Regions from separate parts of the Homo sapiens genome. Here region 2 is linked to region 1. Evidence: read pairs that join two places in POLR2A ChIA-PET (ENCODE). Cell type or tissue: GM12878. All regions are shown on one strand. Links, peaks and the distances in the headings refer to the core of each region. The heading gives the core; the rest is flanking DNA. Region 1 overlaps LINC00850 (long intergenic non-protein coding RNA 850). Region 2 has its middle 13 kb from the start of HSFX4.

Region 1 (6,808 bases), core at 874-4,873:
AGGGAGTCAGAGAGAGAGAGAAAGAGGAAGAGACAGACAAAGAGGGAGTCAGAGAGAGAGAGAGGAAGAGAGAGAGACAAAGAGGGAGTCAGAGAGAGAGAGACAGAAAGTCAAAGAGAGACAGAGAAAAAGAGAGGCAGAGAGAGAGGAAGAGACAGACAAAGAGGGAGTCAAAGAGAGAGAGGCAGAGACGGAGTCAAAGGGAGAGAAAGAGAGAGACAGAAAGTCAAAGAAAGAAAGATAGAAGTAGTGAAGAAGAAACAGTGTACCCTATTCCTTTAAAAGCCAGGGTAAATTTAAAACCTATAATTGATAATTGAAGGTCTTCTCCATGACCCTATAACACTCCAATACCACCTTGTTGTCAGTGTAAACAAGGGCATAGCCCTAAAGCACTTAGGCCACTGACAACCCTTAGCCTTCCTATCTAAAATCCTTAACCTGCGGATGGCCCAAATGCATTTAATCTGTAGCAGCAACTGCTTTGCTAGCAGAAGAAAGTAGAAAAATCGCTTTTAGAGGAAACTTCATTGTAAGCACACCTCACAAGTTCAGAACTATCTTAAGTCAAAAAAAAAAAAAAAAGCAGAAAGGTAGCTTACTAACTCAAAAATCTTAAAGTATGGGACTCTTCTGTTAGAAAAAGATGATTTAACATTAACCACGGATAATTCCCTTAACCCAGCAGGTTTCCTAACAGGGGATCTAAATCTTAATTAATTACCATACAAAGGTCTGACCATACCTAGGAGGAACTCCCTTCAGGACAGGACAATAGATGGTTCCTCCCTGGTGACTGAGGGAAAAAGACACAATAGGTATTCAGTAATTGATAGGGAAACTCTTGTAAAAGCAGAGTTAGGAAAATGGCCTAATAATTGGTCTGCTCAAACCTGAGAGCTGTTTCCTCTCAGCCAAGCCTTAAAGTACTTAAAGAACCAGGAAGGAACCATCTATGCCAATTCTAAGTAAATCTGGACTAAACAAGGTCTTGTTAACAGCAAAGGATAATTGAAATCCCAAACTTACAAGGTTTTCAACAAAAGTAAAGTTTGCTAAAAGTTAACAGTGTAACATGTATTATCCTAACTTCTAATCTTATGGTCTTAGGCAGTCTAGTCCACAGACATGAAGGAAGTTCGCTTTGGAAAAGAATGGTTATCATCTTTAGGAAAAAAAGGGTGGAGGGGGGAATTTATGTAAAAAGAATGTTATATGGTAAATTCTTGTCCTAAAGTAAATTAACTGGTTGTTTAAAGAAAAGGATGTTTGCAGCAAGTCAGAAAGTTGAGGCACATGGAAGAATTGTCTGTGAAAGTCATGACCAAAAAAAAGTTATAAAAGGGAATTTATGCAAGAAATGTTGTATAATTTAAAAGTAATTAGGCCTCCTGAATGTAGAATTATTGAAGAAACAGTTTACGTGCAAAGTGTATAAGGAAAGTAAAATATACCTTTGGTAAAAGGATTATATGGAGGCATAATGATGTGGATTTTTACCTACATTAAAAGGTTAAAAAAATATTTTGTTTTAAAGGTTTAAGCAAGTTTTGAAATGTTAATTGTAAAGGGAATCCTGTGTGTAAACATATTGGCTAAAGTTACAGAGGTATCATCCAGTTTTTCTGTGAACTGGACATTGTAAATAAAAAGTAAAGTAGAAGTTCGTCTTCAAAGACTTTCCTTCCAATCTAATTAGGAATAAATAGTAACTTCTCTTAGAAGCAAAATTTATTCAAAGACCTGTGCTCCTAAATACTTGCCCTGGCATGCTTATACTGGTCCAAGCAAGCATCAGGTCATAGCCTGTGCCTCTTCTTTATTTAAAAGTGTTTTTACCTTTCTCAGCATTCCACAATTTACTTCCTCCTTCCTTTGTTCTCCTCTACCTTTGCCTCTTCTAAAAACTCCTAAGTTGCTAGCCATTTGGGACGAATACAGAATGTGAGGTCCCGTTCCAGCCAATGGAAACCGGACACAGCAGTAGGGTGGATGCGTCAGGTCATAAATGACCCTGTCTCCTTTGTTTGGTGTATTCTCGTGGCAAAACTGCTGGCGAGTGTACCCTTTCTGCAGAAAGTAAAAATGGCCTTACTAAATAATAATGTTCAAGTGCTATTTCTTTACGGCACTAGGGAACAAGCATTTCAAACAATTTGATGGGCCATATGGGGATACATTCTCCTCTGGGGGTGGTCTCCAGTCGTCTCTCATGATGGAGCGTGCTCCCTTACCTCATTGCAAGCGTCTCATGGGTGAGAAATTGAGACCCACCCGGTGTGATGAATAAACCTGTACTCTCAGCAATGCAAAAATAAAAAGAGAGAGAGAGAGAGAGAGAAAAAAAAAAACAGAAACTGGCCAGCAACCTAGCTTAAAGGATCCTCACATACTGCAGTGATGACTCTGTGCACAGACCAAGGAAGGAGAAGCCGCAGGAGCCAGTAAAGTAAAAAAACTGCAGGGGTGGTAAAGTATGCCTTAGTCAGGATGTCCTGGAGGTTAGAAAGAGGTGAGAAATCCCCAGGGGCGTTGAACCTCAGAAAGAGCTGAGAATTCCTTGGGGGGGGGGTTGAACCTCAGAAAGAGGTGAGAAATCCCCATGGTGGGGGGGTTGAACCTCAGAAAGAGGTGAGAAATCCCCATGGTGGGGGGGTTGAACCTCACACAAACCTCCGGAAGTAAGAAAAATATTTAGAAACCCCCCTTTCCTTTCTTCTCAGGGGAAGAAAGAGTAGCTCCACTCCCGCCGGTCCCTCCCCTAAGGGAAGGGAAAGGAGAAGGAAAAACAGCAGCATAGGTGGCTGGCAGAGACTAAGGAAAGACCAGCAGAGAAGAAAAAGAACTTAGGAGAGAAGAGAGAAAGCAAGCAAAAACAGCAGTCACAGAGCCAAACAGCGAGGCAGGCACGCCAAGGGTTAAGTCCCTCTCCCCAGCCCCAGTCTATGTGAAAAAGAGGGCGGTGGACCCTTGCTGGGAGGAGAGCAGAGGAGGTGAATAGGGCATAATTCTTGCAATTTGCGGCAGGCATCTGCCAAGCCTCTAGGCTGGTGACTGCCCTAGGCCCAGACTGCAGCCACGCAAATCTCACCCAGCCCGAGAAACTAAGTGTAAAAAGAAATGAAAAAAAAGAAAGTAAAGGGGGGGAACACAGGAGAAACAGCCGGCCGCGCACGCGTAGGGGGCGGCCGTGGCTGGTCCCCGCTCACGGCAGGAGCAAGAGAACTCGGGAAAAGAAAGGGAAACAGGATGACAAAGGATGACAGAGGATGAGGGAGAGAGAGAGAGAGAGAGAGAGAGAGAGAAATACAGTGCAAATGAGAGAGAAAGAGAAATGGAAAGGGTAAGTAAGAGAAACTGGAAGAGACAGAAATCAAAGACATAGAGGGTGAAACTAGAAAAAGAAATAGTGTAAAAGGAAGGCACAAAGTTAAGACATGTTGCAGATTGTGAAAGTTGTAAGAAAAGCTATAAAAGGGAATTTATGCAAGAAATATTGTATAATTTAAAAGTAATTAGGCCTCCTGAATGTAAAATTATTTTTAAAAAGTTTATGTACAAGGTATGTAAGAAACATAAAATATACTTTTAATAACAGGATTTTAAGGAGGCATAAGAATGTGGATTTTTACCTACATTAAAGGTTTAAAATTTTTTTTTGTTTTAAAGGTTTAAGCAAGTTTTAAAAAGTTAATTGTAAAGGAAATTCTGTGTGTAAACATACTGGCTAAAGTTAAAGAGGTATCATCCAGTTTTTCTGAACTGGACGTTAAAATTAAAGCACAATAGATCTTTCTTGAAGCACTAACCTGCTCTTTAACAAAAATTATAAAAAGTTAAAAAGAGTCTATAAAAGTCTTACCTTATAATCAGACATTCAAATTAGATAATGTCTACAAAATTTTATTAAAATTAAGTTTAACATTAATAGCATATTAATATAAAGATAAAATTTAACTATAGTCAGACATTAAAATTAGATAATGTCTACAAAATTTTATTAAAATTAAGTTTAACATTAATAGCATATTAATATAAAGATAAAATTTAACTTATCTGGTATAAAATCATATAAAAAACATTGTCAAATATAAAATGGTGTTTAGCTTTCTTAAGGCCCAAAGGCAGCCAGGTAAGTCACAAGGCCCCTCATCCTCAAGGTCACAGTGCACAGGGGCAGTGAAGGCCACAAGAAGGCCAAGACATTAAGAAGGGGCAGGACTGCAGCATCCCCTAGGTGGCACTGAGCAAGAATGGAGCAGGAGGCGTCACCATGAGGCCTCAAGCCCCAGAATATGCAGCAAAAATTATATACTTATCTTCCACTTTTCCTTCCCTTGGAACTAAAAGTCTTTTAGCACAGGTGCCACCCCTAGAATTTCCAGTACATCAGCACCAGCCTGAAAACCACGTCCTCATCAAAAGATAGAAAAACTCAAGCCAGCCTAGGAAGAACCCTATTTTATGCTGTTAACTGCTGAGACTGCCGTCCGCACAGCCAAGACAAAAAAAAATGGACCCACCATACTCGAGTCAAAAAAAACTTCCTCTCAAAATCGTGGGTTACTGTACTAGGATCAAGCCCTACTAAGTTAAAGAAAGCTTAATTTTCATATACCTTCTATATTGCTTCCTTTCCTTTCCTTATTCTGTTACTAGCTCCTTTGTTATTAATGTAACTAAATCTAACTCACCTCAAACCATTGCCTTTAATGCTTGCGCTGTCATACCTTGTGGAAATGTAAAAGATCAACAACAGCTAGTCTTTTCACACAAATATTTATGTCCCAGCCCTCTAATTGACACGGTTACCCCTAGCACTCATTGTTGTAATCACATGCAGCCAAGATGCCAATTTTCTGCTCCTACAGGCTGGCAACCTTGTAGTAAATGGGACTACATCCATTAAACTACTCAGGAGCAAAGTTAAACTTCCACGAAAAAGGTTTGTGCAGATCTAAAATCCCTCATCTATTTCACTAAAAGGACTACCCCTTCTAACTGTCAGCCTTATCAATATAACCCCGTCCTTCTCTCTATCACCACCTCCACCTTAACTAACTCTAAACCTGCCCTTAGTCGCTTCTATAGTATAAGGATTGACGTAAATGGAAAAGACCCCCATAAGTATTTTTAAAATATGCATTATTCCCCCATCTTCCCCTTCTTCAGTAGCCTCAGTTCTAGATCTCACACCGGTTGCTCCTACATCTAATAAAACTAGGGTGTCTATTATAAAAATAAGAGACCTAAGACAAACAGCCGTCAAGACAAAATATCAAATTGCAAATGCCTGGCTGAAATTGATTAAATAATCCGTTAATAAAAGCGATTATGACGCTTGTATGCACGGTAGGCCAGAGGCCCAGATTATCCCCTTTCCATTCGAATGGTCTCCCCATTGACCACATACGGACTGTACGGTGGCTCTTTTTCAAAATCCCACTGCTTAGAATAATCCATCCTACTGAGCTCTCTCTGCTATCTCCTAAAGTTCAACCCCCTGTGGGCCAGCCCCTGAGGGCAATCCAGCTTCCACCTCTAAATGCCAAGTTTACTTTGTACCTCTCATGGCAGGGGGAAGATTTGGTGTTTCTTGGAAACATAAAAGGATATAAAGAGCTCAAGCCTTTCTAAGAGCTTGCCCATCAGTCCATGCTTAGCCATCCCCAAGCAAATGTATGGTAATCCTGTAGAGGATCTTTACTAGACACTTTGCCAAATAATTGGAGCAGTACTTGTGCTCTAATCCAATTGGCTATCCCCTTCACCCTGGCATTTCATCCATCTAAAAAGGTAAAAACAAAACACCGCAGGCCAAGGAAAACTCCTTGTAAGTCCTTTAATCCTCAGGTTTATATAAATGCTATTAAGGTCCTGTGAGAACTGCCAAATAATTTTAAAGCACAAAATCAAATAGATGCAAAATTTAAATCCACGTTGTTCTAATAGGTAACTATAAATTAAAAAAAAATTTAACTTCAATTCTCACCTTGTTCGTTCTTATTATTGGTGTACTTATTCTTGTAGACTGTTATATTATTCCCTGCCTTCAAAGTTTTATGCAAAAACTTGTCTCTGCCACTCTTACAGAGTTAACTCCTAACTCTCCTCCACCCTATTCAAAAAAAAATTACTTCTTTTACAGGGACAAAGCAATTAAGTCAAAACATATTAAATAAGTTTGAAGAGAAATTATGAAATAAAAAGAGGGGGAATATTGTAAAAAGTAAAGTAGAGGTTCCTCTTCAAAGACTTTCCTCCCTATCTAATTAGGAATAAATAGTAACTTCTCTTAGAAGCAAAATTTATTCAAAGACCTGTGCTCCTAAGTATTTGCCCTGGCATGCTTATACTGGTCCAAGCAAGCATTAGGTCATAGCCTGTTCCTCTTCCTTATTTAAAAGTGTTTTTACCTTTCTCAGCATTCCACAAGTTACTTCCTCCTTCCTTTGTTCTCCTCTACCTTTGCCTCTTTTAAAAAGCTCTAAGTTGCTAGCCAATCGGGACAAATAAAGAATGTGAGGTCCCGTTCCAGCCAATGGAAACCAGACACAGCAGTAGGGTGGACATGTCAGGTTATAAATGACCCTGTCTCCTTTGTTTGGTGTACTCTCATGGCAAAACTGCTGGCGAGTGTACCCTTTCTGTAGGAAGTAAAAATGGCCTTATTAAATAAATTAAATTTATGTTCAAGTGCTATTTATTTACAGCACTGGGGAACAAGCATTTCAAACAACAGCAAAATAAAAGCACAGCAGGTTTTTCTGAAAGCACTAACCTGCTCTTTAACAAAAAATATAAAAGG
Region 2 (6,808 bases), core at 1,529-5,528, 86 kb after region 1:
GAGGACACCAAAAAAATAGGAAGATATTCTATGTTTATGGATTGGAGGAATCAATATTGTTAAATGTCCATACTATTCAAAGCTATCTATAGATTAAATGCAATCTCAATCAACATACCAATAATATTCTTCACATAAATATAGAAAACAATCCTAAAATTTATATAGAATCACAAAAGACCCAGAATAGCCAAAGCTATCCTACTAATAAAGAACAAAACTGGATTAATCACATTACCCAATTTCAAATTATACTATAGAGCTACAGTAACCTAAATAGCATGGCACTGGCATAAAAACAGACACATAGATGAATGTAACAGAAAACAAAACCTAGAACTAAATCTATACATCTACAGTCAACTTATTTTTGACAAAGGTGGCAAGAAGATACGTTGGAGAAAACAGTCTTTTCAATAAATGTCTGCTGGGAAAACTGGATATCCATATGCAGAAAAATGAAACTAGACCTCTATTTCTTGCCATATATAAAAATCAAATCAAAATGAATTAAAAACTTAAATCTAAGACCTCAAACTATGAAAAGACTAAAAACATTGGGGGAAACTCTCCAGCACATCAATCTGGGCAAAGATTTCTTGAGTAATCTTTGCAAGCACAGGCATGGGCAACCTAAGAAAAAACGGATAAATGGGATCGCATCAAGTAAAAAATGTTCTTCACAGCAAAGGAAAAAAATCAACAAAGTAAAGAGACAACCCACAGAATATATTTGTACACTATTCATCTCATAAGGGATTAATAACCAGAATATATATGGAGCTCAAACAATTCTATAGGAAAAAGTGTAATAATCCAATTCAAAATGAGTAAAAGATCTGAAGTTTGAATAGATATTTCTCAAAAGAAGACATATAAGTTGCTAACAGTATATGAAAAGGTGCCCAACATCACTGATATCAGAGAAATACAAATCAAAACTACAGTGAGATATCATCTCATGCCAGTTAAAATGACATTTATCCAAATGCTGGTGAGGATGTGGAGAAAATGGAACACTGTTGGTGGGAATGTAAATTAGTACAACCACTATGGGAAAGTTTGGAGGTTCTGCAAAAAACTAAAAATAGAGCTATCATATGATCCAGCAATCTCATTGGTTGGTATATACCCAAAAGGAAGAAATCATTATATTGAAGGAGATATCTGCACTCCCATGTTTAGTGTAGCACTATTCACAATAGATAAGATTTGGAAGCAACCTAAATGTCCATCAATGATAGATTGGATTAAGAAAATGTGGTACATACACACTATGGAATACTATGCAGCCATAAAAAGGGTGAGTTCATGTCCTTTGCAGGGACATGGATGAGGCTGGAAACCATCATTCTCAGCAAACTAACACAAGAACAGAAAACCAAACACCACATGTTCTCACTCATAAGTGGGAGTTGAACGATGAGAACACATAGACACAGGGAGGGGAACATCACACACTGGGGCCCGTCAGGGGGTGGGGGGCTAGGGGAGGGATAGCATTAGGAGAAATTCCTAATGTAGATGACGGGTTGATGGGTGCAGCAAACCACCATGGCACGTGCATACCTATGTAACAAACCTGCACGTTCTGCACATATACCCCAGAACTTAAAGTATAATAAAAAAAAAAAGAAAAGAAAATGTGGCACCTACACACAGTGGAGTACTATGCAGCCCTAAAAACTAATGAGACCCTGTCATTTGCTACAACATGGATGGAACTGGAGGACATTATGTTTAGTGAAATAAGCCAGGTACAGAAAGACAAACTTTGCATGTTCTCACTTATTTGTGGGAGGTAAAAATACAAACAATTGAACTCATGGAGACAGAGAGTAGCAGGATGGTTACCAGAGGCTGGGAAGGGTAGTTGGGGGTGGAAGGGGGAAGTGAGCATGATTAATGGATACAAGAAATAGAAAGAATAAGATGTAGTATTTGATAGCACAACAGTGACTATAGTAAAACATGATTTAATTGTACATTTTAAAATAACTAAGTATAATTGGATTATTTATAACACAAACGGTAAATGCTTGAGGTGGTGAATATTCCATTTACACTGATGTGATTATTACATGTTGCATGCCTGTATCAAAATATCTCATGTAATCCATAAATACATACACCTACTATGGGTACTATGTGTCCATAAAAAATAAAATAAATGAAAAATTGTCAATTTGAAACAACTGTGCATCTCAAACTTCATTTAAGAAGTCTCTAGGGAAACCCAAGATGACAGGGGCAGACCAAAAAAAAAGGAAACCAGAAGAAAGTTCAACCTCCAATGCCTCTAGCTTCACAAAACAGCTCTGCCATATGCTGAGTCTGTTTCTGATACTCATTCTTTCCAACCTATGTTATTTTTCTTTTACTATGCCTTGTAATTTTGTTGTTGTTGAAAACCAGACATCTGGAGGTCTCTCCATTCAAGATGCAGACTTCATCCAGTCCCCTGGGTCTGGTCTGGTACACCATGCCCCACTCTGTGCCTTGTGACTCTATATCCAGAGGCTCTCTTTTCAGTTTTTCTGAAGGATGCCGTCCTGCTTCTTGCTAATAGGACTGAAAATTGGGGGACTCTGTCCCTTACATAGACTCACATAACTCCCTTGTTTTCAGCCTGCACTTCTTGCTCACCTTCTGCAGTAGCTGGTGCCTTGGGTTCCTGAGCCTTTCTTCAGACACTTGGTTTGACCTTTCCTGCCACTGTCCTCTGCTTGTACAACAGAGTTCTGAGTTACAAATGTCTTCTGGTGTTGTCCAAAATTGAGTTGTGATTCTGGTTCTCATTGTCTTGTGGTTTGGGGGTGAATTCAGTAGAAGAAGGCAGAAACGTCTTGCCTTCATAAATCTGGAAGTTTTCTTGAAGTGCCTAGCTGCCTGGAAGATAGTCTCCATGGAGTGATTTTGCAATGAGACTGAATTATATAAAAATACCTTCATAATTTTAAAATTACAGTACCATTATTTTAAATGTATGACTATCTAAACCTATGAAGAGAATGATTTGGTTTTATAAACATTGACAAAATGTGGGCTTTCTTAAAAAAGTTTTTTGTTTTAGTATGTTATTATCAAAGCTAGGTGATTTTACCTTTGGATTGAGGAAGATCACTTTTGAGACCCCATCCTAAGAAAAATAATTCAAGACGAGCACTAAATGAAATTGATCACTACAATGTTAAATATAATTGTGAAAAATGGGATGATCTAAATGTCTAATGAGAAGAAAACTGATATGTGAATATACTAGAATGGTCTATTCAATATGGAAAATACATCATTGTACTAAGTGAAAGAAGCTTAATGCAAAGTTGACTTCATGCTCTGGTTATAAGTGTGTACTATACCCATTATTATCTTTGTTTTGCAAATTCTTCATCCGTAAAATGAGATAGTAAAATAACTATCTTACATAATCGTCATGGGAATTAAAGGAAGCAATGCTCCTAAAGTTTTCAGCTTGTGCCTTGCACACAGTAAATGTACAATCAATGCTAGCTACTACTGCTACTGCTGTTACACAATGCAATGGTATATGTGTAAAGGTTGTGGGACTATGTGTGTTCCATTACCATTTTTTTAATATTACTTGTTCAATAAAAAAAAATCAACACACACAAAACATTACCTCCATAAATAAACATTTCTATTATTTTTAAAAATATATATAATGTACTGGGTAAATGGAATTGAGGAAAATAGGCCTTTACAGTGATAGTTTATTTTTATTTGACTAAGAGTTAGACTGTGTTTACTGTTTTGTGGAGCTAGAGGCATCAGAGGTTGAACTTTCTTCTGGTTTCCATTTTTTTGGTCTGCCCCTGTCATCTTGGGTTTCCCCAGAGACTTTTTAAGTGAAGTTTGAGATGCACAGTTGTTTCAGTGCCACGTAGTGGTAAGGCGTGGAGGAGAGGAAGTGTTCTACACACCTATGAGTAGGCCTCAGTCTTTTTGCTAGCCTGTGCCCCTTGCTGTGACCTGCACAAGTGCTTTTCATTTCCTCCTTGCAATCCTTCCAGGGTTTTTGGATGAAATTTCTTATCAGAGAGTAGGAATCACTGCCTGGAGTGTTTATGTGCCTGCCCAGCTGTGGTTGATGCTGCCGCCACAGGTTACAGATTCAGGACAGAGGCTGGCCTGGAGGCAGAGCAAGCAAGATAAAAAGGTTCTGTCCCTCATTATCTGTATGCTGTAAAGGCCTCTCTTCCTAGCTCTTGGTCAGTAAAGAAAAATCTTTCTCATAGATCTCTTTCTGTCCACACCTCTTGTGCAGTTCTCATATTTGGGCTGACTGTGACTCCAGGCTTAGAGATACAACAGGAAAACATGGTACAGGAATTTTCACTGCCATATTGATCTTACTTCAAGTCTGGTTTCTTTCCCCAATGCTCTTGTTACTATTTACTTTTTAGAAACCTAACCATTTTGTTTTAGAACAGAGTTGGATTTACAGAAAAGCTGCATAGATAGGACTCGGAGTTTCCTTCACAAAATGGGTGGAACAATAGAATCTATGGATGTTTGCAAAGCATTGAGAACAGTCCTTGAGACCTAAGAAGCACTTAAGCAAGCTTGGCCATTATGATTCTTCTCAGCAGCGTCCTAATCTGAAATTCCCTGGAGTGGGAGACGGAAGGGATGGACAGGTGTGTCAGGGTCCCCAAAATGAAATGGGGGAACCCAGACCACTGAATCAGGTCTAGTAGCTCACTAGGAGAACTCATGGGACTCATGATATAGTCCTACCCACGACGACAACTTACTACAGTGAAAGGATACCAAGCACAATCAGCAAAGGGAAAGGGTGCACAGGGAGAAGTGCAGGAGACCAGACACAAGTTTCCAGAGTCATCTCATCTCCCAGTAGGGTCACATAGAACGCACTTAATTCCCTCACAACAAGGTGTGACCACACATGTAAAATGCTGCCAACCAGCGGAGCTCAGTAAAACCTCATCACCCATGAGTTGAACTTGGCACTGGTCACATAAGCAGTTCTGCCTGGCATGAACCAAAATTCCAGACTCCCAGGAGGAAAGCAGTGTGCAGCTTTTTGTTTGCATAAGCAGCTTGGGTATAGTGAACCACCCTGATCAGTTCTGAGAAAGGTGGAATCCCTCCCAAATCCAAGTCCTGAGAATCCAGCCAATGGATAACACTGAAAGCAGCAGGCTTTGCCAAAGATAGCAGTGAGGCCTGCTGTGTGAACTCTTTTCTTCACAGTGCACCCCACTGGCCAAGGCATATTACAGGAAAATTATCATAGGACCTGACACAACAGGGTGGAAACCAAGCTGCATATAGATGTCACTTGTGCCTGTTAGGGGTCCTGTACTGAACCAGTTAACACAAACCCCATTAACCAAAGAGATGTATCTTAGACAGTCACGTGGCTTCCCTCTTAAATTTCAGTACTTTTTCTTTATACTTGGCCAATTCAATCAATTGGGGCATCAATTCAGGTAAAACACAGCTCTGGACAGGAAGTTCGAGCTGACCTGGAAGCCATCCAGGGCTGAGGCAGTGTCATGACAGGCAGGGCACATAAGCTGTACAATACCCGAGCATACACATGGTCTCCCTGCAAACTCAGAGTGTACCATAGTTTGGGCAACACAAGAGGGTGTACCTAAGTCAGGCAGCACAGGTTAACAGTACCACACTGTGGCCTGTTTTCCAGTACAGGCTATATAGTCCAGTTCCATCCTTGGTTTCCCTTGCAGACAGTTTGGCTTGTGCATGACAGATCCAGAGGACACCTGGAGGCGCTCTAAGGGAAACATGGAGAAGCTCGGGCCACCTCCTCTGTCCCTTAGTCGGTGGGGTCAGGTGTGGTCTCAGGCATGGCCATCATTTTGGATACACAAAACTTGCAGAAGCTTTCAAAGGCAGCATGGGGTGTTTTCCTTCAGCAAGAGGTGAAAGCTTTCAGGAATAGTTCTGAAACACCAAGATCACAATGCCTTCTCCCACACCTCTACAGATGTCTCATTCTCTTTTTCCTCCATCCTTATAAAATCAGCATGGCCCACTCAACAATAAAAGCTTTACATTGCTTCAGTCATCTCTTACCCTCCCCCTGGCCTTCTTGCCTGGCAGGGCTATATGAAAGAGAGATGACACTGTTTTTACAGAAAAACACTGTCATACAGCATCATGAGAACAGAAAGGCCCCTCATGTTTAGGAAGCAGTCAGGAAGAAATCCCGCATTTCCAAAAGATTCCAAAATGGGTTTACTCCTTTTCATCCTGCTCATTTATGCAGTGAGCAGTGTAGAACAACAATTTAAAAAATAATAATCCCTCCCTGGGCACAGCTGCATTTGATAATCCTACTGCCTGACTTGTAGGCCAGAAGCAAGGAAAGAAAGTAGCCAGGCTGTCTGTCCACTTTCCCAAACTGAAACTAATGTGGATCGCTGGACACAAGTCACCAGCAGTGGACATCACAGAGAGAAGGTCTAAGACTGATCTGTCACAATTGGGCAGAGGGATCACAATTCCTGTTGGGTGCCCTCCCTCAATGTGCAGCTTTTGACAGCATTACCAGTAAAAAATGCAACCTGTCTACATCAAAAATACAGTGTTCATGAACAGCTCCACTCTCGCTGGCCCCACCAGAGAACAATCCCCTCATCATGGGCATCTGCAAGAGATGCAGACAGTCCAGGACAGCATCTAGGTTGTGACAGTTTCTAACTCCAGAGAGGGGTGTTCAAAACCTACCAGGATCACAGGGTCAAAGACCCCTCCAGTGCATCGAGCTATGCCTGCTTTCTGTTCAGCACAGCTTGAC

The links. ChIA-PET counts read pairs that join two places held together with the same protein. Peaks named below come from ENCODE experiments on the same cell type or tissue, not always from the same donor. Only the 100,000 strongest peaks of a DNase experiment are listed, where the experiment ranks them.
Region 2: POLR2A ChIA-PET joins it to region 1 with 5 read pairs; 3 of 35 experiments call an interaction of 5 or more read pairs at or near these places.

The regions. Positions count from the first base shown.
Region 1 is chrX:149,827,457-149,834,264 of GRCh38, forward strand. All of the region lies in intron 1 of LINC00850 (long intergenic non-protein coding RNA 850), which reads left to right. Among named protein-coding and RNA genes, the nearest start is that of LINC00850, 5.2 kb to the left of the region's middle. RefSeq lists enhancers at 2,498-2,547, 2,748-2,887, 2,908-2,977, 2,998-3,117. In GM12878, for the core only: no CTCF peak of the experiment used is centred there; DNase peaks (open chromatin) are centred at 2,465 and 2,985; H3K4me3 peaks cover 681 bases; H3K27ac peaks cover 1,545 bases.
Region 2 is chrX:149,913,056-149,919,863 of GRCh38, forward strand. No RefSeq gene overlaps it. Among named protein-coding and RNA genes, the nearest start is that of HSFX4, 13 kb to the right of the region's middle. In GM12878, for the core only: a CTCF peak has its summit at 3,900; a DNase peak (open chromatin) is centred at 3,896; H3K27ac peaks cover 339 bases.